Regions from separate parts of the Homo sapiens genome. Here all the other regions are linked to region 3. A link is a contact called in ENCODE Hi-C or POLR2A ChIA-PET data. All regions are on one chromosome and are shown on one strand. Each heading gives the region's core, a stretch centred on a gene start or an enhancer-like site at or near the end of the contact. The rest is flanking DNA. Distances are from core to core; before and after follow the strand shown.

Region 1 (5,010 bases), core at 1,292-3,791, 60 kb before region 3:
ATCAGCAGGAAATTGGTTTAATAAGTAAATGATGATAAATACACACAATGGAATAGTCATGGGAACATAACTTTTCTTAAAGATAAACATATACTCCTACCAATAACAGAGATTCATTGTGGCTTTGTCTATGTATCAAGCTTTGTCTATGTGACGTACAAGCTTCAGCGCTTCTCACAGGTAGTCTCCCTGCCCCCCTCCCTCAACAGTCTGCCGGGTGGAAGGTGCCACTTCTGCCCCCATTTTCCATCTGAGGCCTACAGAGGCTAAGGCCTGACCAAGCGGTGAACCTTGGTCTGTTAGACTCTGGAGACTGCACTCTCAGCTGTGACACACACTTCCTCTCAACGGGATGGTGAAAAGCAAAATCACAGACACACATCTATCTGTGTAGCTGTGACGGATGGAAAGGACCTGGGGGATGCAATCTTGTCCTGGAGGGCACTGCAGAATGGGTGGGGCTTGAAACATGCGTTCTTGTTTCTACATTTCCATACTGTTCTTTTTTTAAGCACTAAGCATGTATCACTTTTGTAATTTGAAAATGATATAAAAGTATAGAGACAGAAGGTAGAATAGGGGTTGTCCGGAACTGGGGCAGAGCAGAATGGGGGGTCAGTGTTTAATAAGCACAGAACTTCAGTTTTACAAGATGAAAACAGTTAAGAGGCCAATATCTTAAGTGAAACAACTAAGAAACAGAAAATCAAATACTGCATATTCTCACTTATAAGTGGAATCTAAATAATGTGTACACATGGACACGAAGTGTGGAATAATAGACGCTGGAGGCTCTGAAGTTGGGAGAGTGGGAAGGGTAAGGGATGAGAAATCACTTACTGCATACAATGTACATTATTTGGGTGACGGTTGTACTAAAAACCCACACTTCACCGCTATGTAATATATCCATGTAACAAAATTGCATTTGTACCCCTTAAGTTTATACAAAGAAAGAAGAGAAAGAAAGAAAGAGAGAGACAGAGAAATAAAGAAAGAGAGAGAAAGAAAGAAAGAAAGAAAGAAAGAGGAAGGAAGGAAGGAGAGAGAAAGAAAGGAAAAGGAAAGAAAGAAAGAAAGGGAGAGAGAGAGAAAGAAAGAAAAAGGAAAGAAAGAAAGGGAGAGAGAGAGAAAGAAAGAAAAGAAAGAAAGGAAGGAAGTAAGGAAGAAAAGGAAGAAAGAAAGAAAGAGAAAAGAAGAGATGGATGGTGGTGATGGGTGCATAACTTTTTGAATGTATTTAATAACACTAAACTGTACATTTAAAAATGATTAAGATGGTAAATTATGTTATGTGTATTTTACCATAATAAAAATTGAGAAACTGATATAAAAGTGTCTTCTTTTTAGAAAACAGTTGAACAGGGAGGGGGCTACTAGGGGTAGAGGGGCCCATCTGCAAGGTGGCACCCACCCAGGGCAGGAAGGACCAGGGCCAGCTCCTCTGCTGGCCCCACCCAAAATCATGAGGAGGGAGGGCCCTTGCTCTCCACTCTCCACCAACACATCAAAGCAAGGCCTTTGCCAGCAGCTGGTAGGGGCCGCATCCGGTCTGGGCACTGGGGGTTGGCATCACTGCAGCTGACAAAGGGTTAAAGAAAAATCCTGGATGCCTGGCAGGGGCCAGCCTCACTGGGTCATAACAGCTGTTTTCCAAGGGCTGGCAGGGAGGCAGGGGGGCTTTGGACTCTGGCACTGGGCCTCACACACTGATCCTAAAGAAAGTGGAGAAGAAGGCTGGCCCTGAGGCCCCTGCCACCCTCCTGACACCCTCCTGACACGTGGCCCTTCCCTCCACTCTGAACGGAACGTCTGCAGAAGGGGCCGGCACATGGAAAGTCAAATTTGATCTGTGTGGGGCAGGGAATTGTGGGATGAATCTTTCTATTTTCAGTTTTATTTGTTATTGTGGTCTGTGATCAATAAGAAAACATGAAAATCTAAGACATGGGTCACACATGGCAGAATCATATGGAATAATCCTGGTGGTTCATGCTGGGATACTGGCAAAGGGGTGGATGGGAGGGGAAGAGAGAGAATTACTGGCATGCCTCATTTACCCAGCACCACAGAAGTAGCATGGTATAGCATAGCGAGTTGGCCTTAACATCATCAGAAAGACATGGGTTCAGACCCTGGTTTCATCCATTACTAGCTCACTTTCCTCATGAGTCAGAAGTGAAGACTCTCACCCCCTCCCTGGGTTTGCCACGTGGATCAGATGCGACAAAGTGTATGTGAAATGAGTATGAACCCAGTATACAAAAGGCACTCAATAAATGCCTGTGCCCTTCTTCAGTTATGGTGGGACACCTTCCAAGTCTCTCTCCCTCTGTCAATCTCTCCTCCTTCTGGCTTCTGTTTTGGGGTTTGGGGTTGGCTCTGTGACCCACCTCCCTCTCTGTGGTCAGCCTTCCGGCTCTCACTTTCCTGAGGGGCTCACCTTTGTTTCAGCGGAGTGCGCTCTAGTCTGAGAATGCTGTGACATGCAGCTGACAGCCTGGAGGCTGCCTTGGGAACCTTCCCGGTCCCCAGCTGTGTTCTCCAGACAAGAGGCTTCTCTCTCACATGGTAGCTGACTCACGGATGAGTGAGGCGTCCCCAACAAGGAGAGTGGGCAGAGAGACAGGCAATGGAGCCCAGTCATTGATAGCGACAAGACCTGCTTTGAGGATACCCAGAAATGTTTTCCAGGAAAGACAGGGCATTTAAAAATAGAGAATGGTGATACTTTCCATTGTATGAAGGAGCAAAAAAGAAGAACTTCAAGTACAAGATAACATATTCCATTTAGTGGCAGGTAGGAATATACTGTCTCATAAACTCTACACTGGGATTTGGCAGAAGAAAAGTTCATGGTTTTCAGGCACTGCAGGGACAAGGAAGGGAGGTGTTGCTGGTGTATATGGGGAGCACCCAGCCCAGGAGTCGAGGAGAATACCGGAGTGGCGGGAGGAGGAACAGACGAGACTGGAGGAGCTGCACTTGGAGATGAAGGTTCTGAGAGCTGCTGGGGCGGGGGTTGGGGGGCGGGGGAAGGTAGGTGTGGGAGGAGCAGTGAGGTCGCTTCCTGCTATATCAGGCCACACCTCGCAGCCCTCTGTCACAGAAAGCCCCCTGGAACTAGGCACTCTACACAGGGGAGCAGAGAAGACACCGTGTTCCCTCTCTGGGTGCAATAGAAATCCCATGAGGCAGCCCCACATTTGAGGTCCAGCTGCACCCAGCTAAGTGACCTTGGACAAGACACTCTCCATCACTGGGCTAGACCCCAGGGTGCAAAGGTGAAGAAGACCTTGTCCATGTCTCAGGCTGTGATGGATCTAGCAGGGAAGATAGATAAGAAAATCAGTGGTTCTGGCCCTTTCTCCCAGGGAGCCCAAAACCTGAGCTGCTTCCCCGCAAGAAGGCTTCTAAATCTCCCCGGGTTGTAGACACAGAAGCCAGAGGTAGAGGAAGAACCCAACATTTGTTGAGTGTCTTCCACGTGCAAAGGCTGTCCCTGCATTTTTTCACAGTCATACTAATGCTACGGTCAGGCTCCATCATCACCATCTGACAACTGAGGAAACTGAGGCTTTGAAAACAGAGAGATGTGGACAGCCTTGCACTGCAGGAGGGCCCAAGGCTCTGGCATTAAATAAAACTGGACATTACTGGTCTTAGACACTGTGTGGCCTTCTTCGAGTCCTTGACCACCTGTGAGTCTGTTTCCTCACCTCTGAAACAAGAGCAAGAGTGCACGCCCTGGGCTGGGGTAAGAACAAAATGGTACGGTTGGCTTCCCAGAAAAATCCACCTTCTCCCTCTTCCTCTTCTGGTTACTTCTGATCTTTTAGCTTTACTTATGTTTATGATTATTTCATCTTCTAAAATAAGAAGATACCAGATCCCATAACAAGATTGCTGCAACTTATTCACAGCAAAGCAGGTGGAGGCCTCGGGAGATCCCGGGGACTACAGAACCTCCACCACTGGCCCACAGTAGGACAGGGGCAGGGAGTAATTCATGCCTACTAGGAAGACTGTGATAACAGGTGTGTGTTTTTGGAGGCAGAATTGCTTTCTGCCCACACGACAGCTGCCCCCTTAGCTAAGAGGGGAAGCCTGGTGACCCAGGGTCCTCCGGGGACCCAGCCAGGCTTCTGGTCTAGATCTCAACCTGCCCCACTCCTGCCCAGTGCTACCCCATCTTCCACCCCATCCCCACCTCCACCAGTTCAGAGATTCAGCCAGACAGAAAGGCTGTGCCAAAGGAAATTGTGTGCCACAGGGCCCACTTGGTCTGCTGTGGTGTTCTTCCTTTTTTTGGACTTTGTGGCTGTTTGAGTGGGTACCTTTTTCCATAGAAAGTTTCCATTGCATCAGTTATTTACATTGTCACCACCTATATGTGGGCTCTGGTTTCGAGTCGGTGAACCAGAGCAGGCCCTGTGGGGCCCAACACTGCTTACAGGGGGTGACAGGAGCCAGTTGCTACGGCAAGAGGACCTGCAGCTCTGGGTCAACCCTCAGAGCCACCCCCAACCCTGGCAGGTCCACTCTTAGTGTGCTCAGTCCCTTTGGGATGCCATTTTTAGGGTGAGATTTAAGAGAATTTAAGAGCACAGGCTACTAGGTTTGCATCCCGCCTCCTCCACCTCCTAGCTATGCTCTGAGTTATTGACATGACATCTCCGGGCCTCCGTGAACTATCATTTGTAAAGTGGGAATGACAGTGGCGCCTACCTGGCTGGACTTTGAGAAGGACTCAATCAGGTAGTGCACATAAAGTGCTTAGAACAGGGCCTGGCCCAAAGCCTCAATCCATGTTAATGAATGGACAAGGATTTCCTGCCCCCACCCTGGCTCAGACCCTACTGCCCATCCTCTCTTGTGTGAACCAACAGCAACAGCGTCTGCACTGTCCTGCCCAGCCCACCGATCCATAGACCCAGACAGACTGTCCTGATAGCCAGCTCTCACCAAGTCACTCCTCGCCCCAAATCCCAAATCCTTCAGTGGTTCTCC
Region 2 (4,644 bases), core at 679-3,178, 39 kb after region 3:
AATAGTACTACTGGCAGGGTTGTCTGGGGGACTGATTAAGATACTGTGTGTGTAAGCAGGCACTTGACCGATACTCTTGCCGTTCCCACTGCCCACAGTGCCTCCAACCCCTGCAGTCCCATTTTTTTGTGTCTGGCTGTGGTCAACCGTCATATCTGAGATGAGACCTCTATCTCTGCCATGAAGGGTCCCTGACTCTCCAAGACTACAGGTTCAAAGGATCTGCTTCCCCAAAAGGCTGAGCATACCCCTGTCATTGGGTTTAGTGTCCTGGGCTACCATGGCCCATTGAATCATCTGTTGTCCCACCAGCTGCTAAACACCTGAAAAAGAGTCTTATTTGCAGTAACTCATTTGCTCCTTAGCATCCTTGGTTTACAGATGAAGGAATAAAGGCTCAGAGAAGAGAAATGACTTATCAAGGTCACGTGGTTAATTAAATAGAAGGTGGGGCGGGGAACTCAGTCTGGCACTTTATGTAAGAACTGTGTTTTAATAAGGGTCATCAACCCAAGGCCTTGGTGATGATGAGGACCTCAGGCTCATGACAAAACTGGGCAGGGAGATATATTTGGAAAGGGAGATTTTAATGTGGAAACGGCTTACAGATTTGTGAGGCTCTGAGGCCCTAAAATACAGCAGGTGTCACTTAACCTGTTCTGGCACATCCTACTTGCCAGGCCCTGTGCTGGGGCCTTTGCTGTACCTGTTCTGTTCTGTGTCACTGAAATTCTGAAGAAGGATATGGATCCATGCCATGTCTATAGAGGACCATGAAGCTCAGCCATGTGATCTGTCCAAGGCCAGAGCTGGTAGCACTGAAACTCAAATTCAGCATTGGCCACCTCTGGGAGGGCAGGGTCCTCTTCCATCCTGCTCTGGCCAGTGGGAGGGACACCCCATGTGGAGAAGGCCTGCCCCAGGCCTTGGCCTCTAGGAAGGACGAGCGGGAAGCAGCGTCCCCAGAGACATATAGACAAGCAGCTGGGTCTCACAAACTCTGGCCAAGCCCTTGTACTGCGCAGAAATCGCAGGCACTGTCGCTGAACCAGTCCTCAGAAATCAGTAAAGCCCTGGGTTTCTCAATCCAGGTGGCGGCCTCAGCACGGAGCCATGGGGTAGCGGGGCATCTTCTCAGACCATCAATTCTACTTGGAGATGTAGGGAAGAAAACAATTTAAAAATTCCTAAAGTAAGTTCTGATACATGCTATAGCATAAGAATGTTTAAAACTCAAAGAAATTCATTGACTCTTCTCTGTGGAAAAGCTTAAGAAGTTTTGAGTTAATCCAACCCTCCCACAAAGCAGAAAGATAGTAGAGTCTGAGGCATCAGGTGACTTGCTCAAGTTCCCATGATCCATCAGCTCACAGGACCTGGACTCAGGCTTGGAAACCAGCGGCTTTGTGGTCAGGAAGCCCTGGATTCCAGTCCAAGCTCTGCTGCTGTGTAACTGTGCTGTTTTGGCTTGATCAATTCCTTTCTCCATGCCTTAGCTTCTTCACCAGTAAAATGGGGCAGCTGTCTTGGCAGCTATAGGGATTCCTGGGCCCACCATAAATGCCCGCCTCCCTGTCTGCCTCTTTCCCTACAAACAGGGTAAAGAAACCTATGGAGAGAAAACTCCCACATCAGCACTCACATCCCCAAGAGGGTAGATTCTAAAATCTTTTCTCCGTTGGTAATGAACCATGGCGCCATTAGACCACAACATTTCACGTAGTTTCTGAAATCATCATCCATATGAAGATATTGTGCTTGGAATCATCTCACAGTCACCGGAAGGCTGAATTCCCTCGGCCACCCACTGCTTTTTGCGGAGGAAACAGAAATGTCTGAAAATAGAACGTGAATCGATGCCCCCGACTTGCTGCCGCAAAGTGTGGCAAAGCCCAAGGAGCCCGCGCCGCCTCTGCCCCTGCATGGCCCCAGACGGCTGGGGGTTTCCGGGCAGCCTGGAGTAGGATTTCAACATCTCAAGCTGGAGGTCACGTGCACAGAGCAGCCGGTGGCAAACGGGGAACTCCAGGAAGCCAGGCTGTTTCAGAGAAGTACTTGGAGCTGGGGGGCATTTAGGCAGGAGCCGAGTGAGGTCAGAGGGTCGGTGGCAGCCGTAGGCCTAACTTGCCAGAGAGGGAGGCCCAGTCTCAGTGGGTCACTCCTTCCAGGAGCAGAGGAACAGCGTGACAGCCCAGTGGCGGCCAAGTGACCGCCCACAGAGCACTGGGCACCCACAACTCTCTTTGCAGATGGGAACACCGAGACTCAGGGAGGGTGAGTAATGTGCCCCCAGGAGTTACCCAGCTCAGCAGAGAAAAAATTGGGGTTGCCCCCACCCCCTCTGCCTCTCTTGGAAGGAAGTCTTGGCTTCCTCAGGCGCTCCTTCCACTCCACCCACTGTACCCACCCACCTAACATCTACCAAGCATGTCTCAACCCCAGACTCCCAGTATCATCTTGTCTGCTTCCAGATAACCCTGTAAGACAGGCAGGGTAATCATGCCCACTTCACAGATGAGAAAAACTGAGGCTCTCAGAGACCATGTGACTTGTTTAAGGCAGAGGCTCAAGTCCAGGCTGTCTGGCCCACCTCCCCAGTGTGCTTCAGAAGAGAGCACTAGTAACAGCACAGTGGCCATGACATTCCTACATGACAGCATCTCAGCATTTCCAAAGTGTTTTCACTGCCACCCTAGCACCCAGCCACAAACAGCCCTTTCCTACCCACAACCACGGCATAACCAGGAAGTTGTCTATCCCCATTTTAGAGATGAGAAAATGGGATGAGAGGGTTGAAGTAACTTGCCCAAAGTCACACAGCTAAGAAGTGGCAGATCCAGGACTCAAACCTAAGTCCTCCAGGTCTCCCCATACTCAACCTACCCATCCACATTGCTGGCCAGTGGACGGGATGAAGATGTGGGCGCTGGCAATGGTGTGGCCACTGCCTCCCCGGCCACCACCAATGCTCTGGGCCCTAAGGCCCTGCACCCCTTTTCTCTGATGACCACTCAGTCTCCAAGGCCATCCTGAAAGCAGCTTATTGCAAGACCTGCTGGAGGCTGGGCAGCCAGAGAGTGGATGAGTTAATGTAGGTGGGACAGGACACCCCTGGCTTCTCTGCCGCTCTTCTATTGCCTATACACAGCTGCACCATGCAAACCTGGTGTGATTGGGCGAGGAGGGAACAGACACTGGGAAGCCCAAAGGTTCTGGAATGACATTGCCTGCTTTTCTCTCCAGTGCTGTCAGGGCAAGCCCATGACAGCAGTTTTGGGTGCAAAGAGTGGGGAAGAAGGTAAAAACTGCCATATACAGAGAGGCTGGCTCTGGGGCATGTGTCCTTCATATTTATTCTACAAACGTTTAATAAACACCCACCACTACACAGGCCCTGGCTAGGAGCTCTCACACTTCCTCCTTCACTCATCCTGACAACCAACGTGTGGGGGGACCCCACTCTGTGCCCCACCACCATGGCAGACAGGCAAGCAAAATGGGAACAGGAGCACTGCACAAGGAGTCTGCAGTCATGGGTACCAGCCCTGGCTCTACCATTCATCCACAGATGTGTGACCCAAGCAACCCCCTGCCCTCAGTGGGCAGAAGCATGGCTGGGGAGGACAGCCAGGCCTATACGAGGCAGGGAGGAACAGGGACAGCTGGCAGGGGGTGGGGGCTCAGTTTCCTGTGTCTGGCCAGAGGCTGGTGCTTTTCTGTCCTCTCATCAGACCTACCCAGAGACGGTAGGGCAGGAAGAGAACGATTTCCTGGACTCCTACCATGTGCCAGCCCTGGCCAAACATTTTCACATGTGGTATCTTGTCTAATTTCTGTAACATCCAAGTGAGGCAAAAACAGGCTCAGAGAAGGGAAATGACTTGCCCCAGATCACACAGCTAGAGCAGGGAGGAACTGCAAGAGGATAGAAACACAGATCTGTTTGCTTTCAAAAAAGGAGGGGAAGCTTCCCCTTCCTTTTTCTTCTCCCGGGTCCCCTAGCACCTTTGTCTTCCTCCTCCGCTTAGCTAGAATGTGTTAGCACTGGAGGAGCAATGGAACCAAGAGGCAGGTGTGGAGGAACTCATCTGCTTCCCACCTTTGCATTCTCCTAGCAGGGCCGGGGTCCCAAGCTGTCTTTCCATGGTGGGAGTGGGAGGTGCTCTCCTGCGGAGTCCTGACCCATCCCCACTCTCCCACCCACCCTATCTCAGTGACTAATGGGCCGTGCCGCTGACTAAGCTGCCCTCGCAGGGTGCACAGTGGAAACAAACCCAGGTTCCTTCCTCTCTAATCCTCACCCCCATCCTTGGCCTGGGGTCTCTAGCCAGGCCCTGTGTTACACAGAGAGGTAGCCCATGATACAGGTGAGTCACGCTGAGGCTGCAGCCACCTGGATCTGCTGCCTAAAGAAGTGCTGCCCTATCCATCTGATTTCCCATGGGGCGTCGGGATGAGAAGGGGCTGTGGAAACGAACAGCCTGAATTTTCATTTCTGGCTCAACCACTGATTGTGTGACCTTGTGTCTGCTGCTTCACCTATTGGAGCAGCCTAAACATCCCGATTTGTCAAACACAGGGCTGTTTTGAAAACTAGAAGCCATCCTATCTGTAGGATGCCAGAAACATAGTAGGTACTCAGCA
Region 3 (4,840 bases), core at 870-3,369:
CAGGCCTTTGGGACAGGGTGAGGGAGAGCGAGTTGGCTGGAGAGGCTGCTGTCTAAACTCTCAGTCTTCCAGTGCTTTGGGAGGGGCAGCACCCCTCTGCAACGCCAGATGCCCTGATCTGAGGCCTTTGCTCCAGCTCTTCCCTCTGCATGAGTGCCATCTCTATCCCCACATGCTGCCCTCAGTCTTCCAGGGCCCAGTTCATCCAGGCATTTGTGCATTCTTATTGGTGAACACATTTTAATTGAGGGCCTGCTAGGTGCTAGAGCAAAAGACATAGTATCAACCCTGTAGGTGCCTCTAGTGCTCAGAGAAAGGCTACCCAGGGTCATTCAAGCATAGACTCTGGGGCCAGACTGTCTAGGCTCACCCTGGCTAAGCCACTTCACAGCCCTGTGTGTTTGGGCCAGTCACAGTCTCTCTGTGCGTCAGTTGTCATCTGTAAAAGAGGATGAAAAGAGCACCTGCCTCACAGACTAGTGCAGGTGGAGTGTACATCTGTGTAAAGCTCTTAGAGAACAGTGCCTGGCATGTAGTAAGTGCTCAATAAACCTCAGTTGCTATAAACATTCTCATCATTACCCTCTGGTGCAGATTCCCTCCTTATGATGCCCACCCTACTTTTGTCCTCTGGCTGGTACCTCCTCTATGGTCCCATAGCACTTTGAACACCCCTCCATGAGAGCACTGATGGGCATGCAGTACAGGTGTCTGAGGACCTGTTCCCTCCTTGTCTCTACCTGGGTAGAGACTAAGTTTATTCATCTCCATCCCAGCACCCAGCACAGATGTTATAACATCACCAGGTTTATGTCAGCATTTGCAGGTAATGTGTGCCTTCAATTCCAGTCGAGAAAAGTCTTAGAGGCATTAGAGGTTGTCTATCTGGCCTTATCATGTAGCTCATCCATGTTGCCCTTGAACTGTGGGGTCTGACCCTGGGTGTGATCTTTCCGATGAGAACCAAGTTGATGAGGGAGCTGTGTGCTAAGCTTCCATGAATGCTTCTCTGTGACAGGGAGTTCTGCTGGGCAGGACATCGAAAACACCAACTACTGACACCCCAACACATCCTGGTGTTTCCCGTGCCATGCCTTTCTCCACTGGGGCCCCATGACCCCACTGCTGATCTAAGAACTCCCATGGATCCTTCGGGTGCCAGTGCTCCTGGCCCCACCCCCCACAATGCTTCTGCTAGCCACAGCCCCCACTGAATGTAGCTCCCTCTCTCCTGGTCTTCTCTTGTTTCTGCCCTGGGCCTGTGGGGCTGCTCCTGCTCTCAGTGTGTGGCTGTTCCTTTGTCTATGTGTCCCTTCTGGAGAAGGGGCAAACTTGCTCTTGTTTGGGCCCCCAGTGTCCACCAATGCCAGGATCAGAGGGGTGTCAGGAAAGCTCTGCTGAGCTCATTTTTCAGAGGAAAGTCAAGCCCGCTGGCCTGACCTCCCATTAAGGCACGCACGCTGACTGATCACACCACCTTCTGAACCCAAAACTCACAGGTGGCTCTAGGCCAGCCCTGCCCATCAGTTGCCACTCACTCCATCGCAGGGCTGAGTCAGCAGGGAAGCCCCGAAAGTAAGTGCTGAGCACGTGGTGCATACCGTGCTGGCCTCTCGCTTGAGCTCTTGCGTTTGACTCTGGCACCGCTGCAGGAGGTGGGTGTTCTATACAGAGAGGCCTTCCTGAGGCTCTGATGGTTCCACCGCTCCTCAAAGGAGGGGCAGGGCAGGGTTGGAGCAAGGCTCTCTTTGGCCCCAGAACCTACTCATTCTACACTCCTGTGAGACGACAGGTGTGTGAAAGTGTTCTGAGTTCTACCAACGGAGGAAACTGTAAAACCATAGAATTGCCAGCTATTACCCACCACACAGAAATCACTCTAGTACAACCTTGCTATCAAGAAGAAGGCTTCAGGGGCCTTGGGAACAGCATTGAATCCTTACAGAATTGCTGCCCAGGAGGGGGTGGCCTATTGTCCTTCAGGGGTAGGAAAGGAGGAGAGTGAGTGGGAACTGGAAGAGCAGAAGAGAAGCAGTCCTGTGGCTGGAGTGGCAGCCCAACGCAGGATGGGGCCCCGGGGACCTGAAAGGATGCAGAGGGATGCTGGAGTCTGTGAGAGCCGAGGCCACAGACACTTCAGCACGGGGTGTCCTGCCCTGGGCCCCTATTGAGGTTCTGTAGATTCTGACATGTGCACCTCCTCTCATCTCGGCCTCCCCACCACTTTCCTCCCCACCCTCCCACACCCCGGTAGGGGCCTCTCTCAGAACCACAGGGCTGACTGTCTCCCTTCCCTGCTTGTGTAGGACCCAGCCTGAGCTCCTGGGTGACCAGAGTCCTGCCGCTCTCTTGGCCTCACTCCCATACTCCTCCTCTTGGGCCCTGCATCCCAGCGACTCCACTGCTCCACTTGCTGTCCCTTGGGCTCAGAATGCTCTTCTTCCATTTTTCACCCGGTGAACTTCTATTCATCCTTCAAAGCCCAGTTCAAGCGTCAACTTTAAATTGTCTTCCTTGAACTACCCCCACAACCAAACCCCGACAGAATAGAGCCCTCCTGCCTTCACAGGTTTTGCTGTTCTGTGGCTATTTGCACATCGATCTCCTCCACTGGAGCAGAAGCTTCTTGAGGATAATGCCATGATTTGTTCATCTCTGTGCCTCAGTGCCCAGCACAGAGGATAGAGCACAACAGGCAATAAATGATGTCCTGATGACGAGGTCATGAGAGGGCAGGCATGGGGCTGGTGATTGCATCTGAGTTTGACTTCCAGCAGCATTTACTAGGAGAAATACAGGCCCCCTCCCCAAAATGCACACGTACACATATAAGGTGAACACACAGCTCAGTCCAGGATCTCTGTGGCTGTAAAGTCCATGGAGCAATCAAACAGGAGACTGAGTTCTAAGGATGTGGTACACAGCTGCAGTGTCAGCCCCACTGTCCTCCCCAGAGCCCAGGGCCTTGGCTTGAGCCCTGCTGGGTTCACCGAGTCCCACTCCCTCACTTTGCAGACAAGGAAACAGAGACCCAGAAAGGAGATGCTTGCTTAAGATTTTCCTGAGCAATAAAGGCAGGCCTGGGGTCAGAAGCATTTCCCTTGGCTCCTGGCCCAGGACTCTCCCATCACCATATGCTGCCATTTGCAGAAATGCCAGCTGCAGGACTCGTGACATTTGGGTGGCTTTTTCCTAAAGTGTCGGTAGCGTGTGGGGCTCCATTCTCCTGCCCGAGGCTAAGGTCATTCCTGTCTACCTCCTGGCCTCAAAACACAGCCTAATGGCCTTTGGGCTGTGCTGAAACTGCCCTGTGTCCTGTGGGGGATGGGGAGGGCTCACCTGCCAAAAACCAGCCGTGGTCTCATGGTCAAGATGTGTCAGAGATTTCTAGAGCTTGGAGAACTGTGTTGGAGGGAGGCCTGTGGGAAGTAGAGAAAGTGAGAATATTATGCCACCGCCATCTGTCAACTTTCATCTGAGTTTGAAAAAGGCACCCAAAAATGGTGAGCACAGCCTTGCTGAAAGCAAAGCCCCGGCCACTACCCCTTCTCTAACATGGTTATGACGAGGTCAAGATCAGGTCCCTGCGGATGAAACCACAGCCTCAAAACCCCAGTACAGAGCTGCAAGTCACAAGTTGTCTGCCCTGAGGAACCCCACAGGTATGCTGGTCCTGTACTCAGGCCTAAGGCTGGAGGAACTCCCACTTCCAAACACTCCTCGGGGAAAACACCCTTTGTGGGTTCCCTAAGCACTGCTCATTGTAATTCACTCATTCTTGCTTTCATTATTCATTCATTCATGCAAGCATTCAACAGCCATTTGGGAAATTGTTAGGTGTTGGTATCAGGTCCTCATAGAGATGAAGTCTCTGAGTGTGACAGCCTAGATCCAGTAAGAAAGGCGTGTGTAGACCCAGGACAAATGCCACAGGCTGGTGGGTTGCCTCCCTTCTCCAAGTGACCTCTGTGCCAGGTGCTGGGCAAAGCACTTTGGTTAAGCTGTGCAGGATGGCAGAATGTTTCTACCATTTTCGGTACAAGGACCTCTCTTTGTATGAAATTATTTCTCCAAACTCCTGATGGTAACTGTATACCTATTATCTTCTCATTGAGAAAATAAACAATACAAAAGTTACAATGAACTAATGCTTTACAATTAACTTGTATTTTAGTAATTATAGCACCACTACATATATTTAAATTAAGGTTGGACACATACTCATTTGAGACATATTATTTATGTCTTCTAGGCTTAAGGCTTTGAGCCCTTGGGGATCCATTCATTCAATATTCATTCATTCAACAGACATTTATGGAGCATCTCTGAGATGCCCAGCCCTCTGGCTCAAAGATTAGGGATCCTGGTTCAAGAAGGAGCTCCAGCTCTGCAGTGAGGTACACTTAAGCTTAAGCCCAGGTAACACTGGATGTGTGCCCTTAGGGAGGCCATCTGGTCTTCTTCCAGCTCTGAGTCCTCAAGAGTAAGATGGAGATGTAATCCTGACATTGGAAAGTTGTTACGAGGAGTAAATGAGATAGTAGAAAGCATCCAGGTAAGGGCCTGGCACCAAGCAGAAGCTCAACAAATGGGCACCCGAGGATTATCATCATCACCATCATCCCCACCAACATCAACATCATTACTATCAACAACAGCAGCAGCAGCAGCACCACCACCATCTTGCTTCCCTTCTCTTACTGAACCTTGAGAAGCCTTTCCTTGTCCCTCTACTAGGGTATACAGTAGTTTCTACCTTATAATAGAGTTATTTGTATCCACACTTAAAATACCTTATAATAGAGTTATTTGTATCCACATTTTCTTTCTTTGGTTCATG

What was found. A loop is a pair of places that touch in the nucleus more often than their neighbours do. ChIA-PET counts read pairs that join two places held with the same protein, here RNA polymerase II (POLR2A). Pooled maps may share reads with other maps.
Region 1: a map with no recorded cell type shows a loop between it and region 3 (4-fold over the local background). The contact joins two enhancer-like sites. A Hi-C loop is called at or near these places in 2 of 37 single-sample maps with no recorded cell type and 2 of 50 pooled maps. POLR2A ChIA-PET finds 5 or more read pairs at or near these places in 5 of 52 experiments (A673, AG04449, GM12878 and 2 more).
Region 2: a map of DLD1 shows a loop between it and region 3 (5-fold over the local background). The contact joins two enhancer-like sites. A Hi-C loop is called at or near these places in 2 of 168 maps with a recorded cell type or tissue (DLD1 and endothelial cell of hepatic sinusoid), 5 of 37 single-sample maps with no recorded cell type and 4 of 50 pooled maps. POLR2A ChIA-PET finds 5 or more read pairs at or near these places in 3 of 52 experiments (RWPE1, activated T-cell and activated naive CD8-positive, alpha-beta T cell).

The regions. Positions count from the first base shown.
Region 1 is chr1:41,637,255-41,642,264 of GRCh38, forward strand. All of the region lies in intron 2 of HIVEP3 (HIVEP zinc finger 3), which reads right to left. Among named protein-coding and RNA genes, the nearest start is that of EDN2, 160 kb to the left of the region's middle. Within about 2 kb of position 2,542, at least 2 of the 41 ENCODE cell types and tissues checked have a DNase peak (open chromatin) inside an H3K27ac peak, as active enhancers do; they include GM12878, where a contact is called at or near this core.
Region 2 is chr1:41,737,248-41,741,891 of GRCh38, forward strand. The region is part of intron 1 of HIVEP3 (HIVEP zinc finger 3); the gene reads right to left. Among named protein-coding and RNA genes, the nearest start is that of HIVEP3, 180 kb to the right of the region's middle. RefSeq lists enhancers at 1,763-1,912, 1,943-2,162. Within about 2 kb of position 1,929, at least 17 of the 41 ENCODE cell types and tissues checked have a DNase peak (open chromatin) inside an H3K27ac peak, as active enhancers do.
Region 3 is chr1:41,697,577-41,702,416 of GRCh38, forward strand. It overlaps HIVEP3 (HIVEP zinc finger 3), which reads right to left. Exons shown (of 9, transcript NM_024503.5): 2 at 3,340-3,419. Among named protein-coding and RNA genes, the nearest start is that of EDN2, 220 kb to the left of the region's middle. RefSeq lists enhancers at 1,339-1,418, 1,499-1,718, 1,739-1,788, 1,809-1,858 and silencers at 2,099-2,158, 2,169-2,238. Within about 2 kb of position 2,120, at least 2 of the 41 ENCODE cell types and tissues checked have a DNase peak (open chromatin) inside an H3K27ac peak, as active enhancers do; they include GM12878, where a contact is called at or near this core.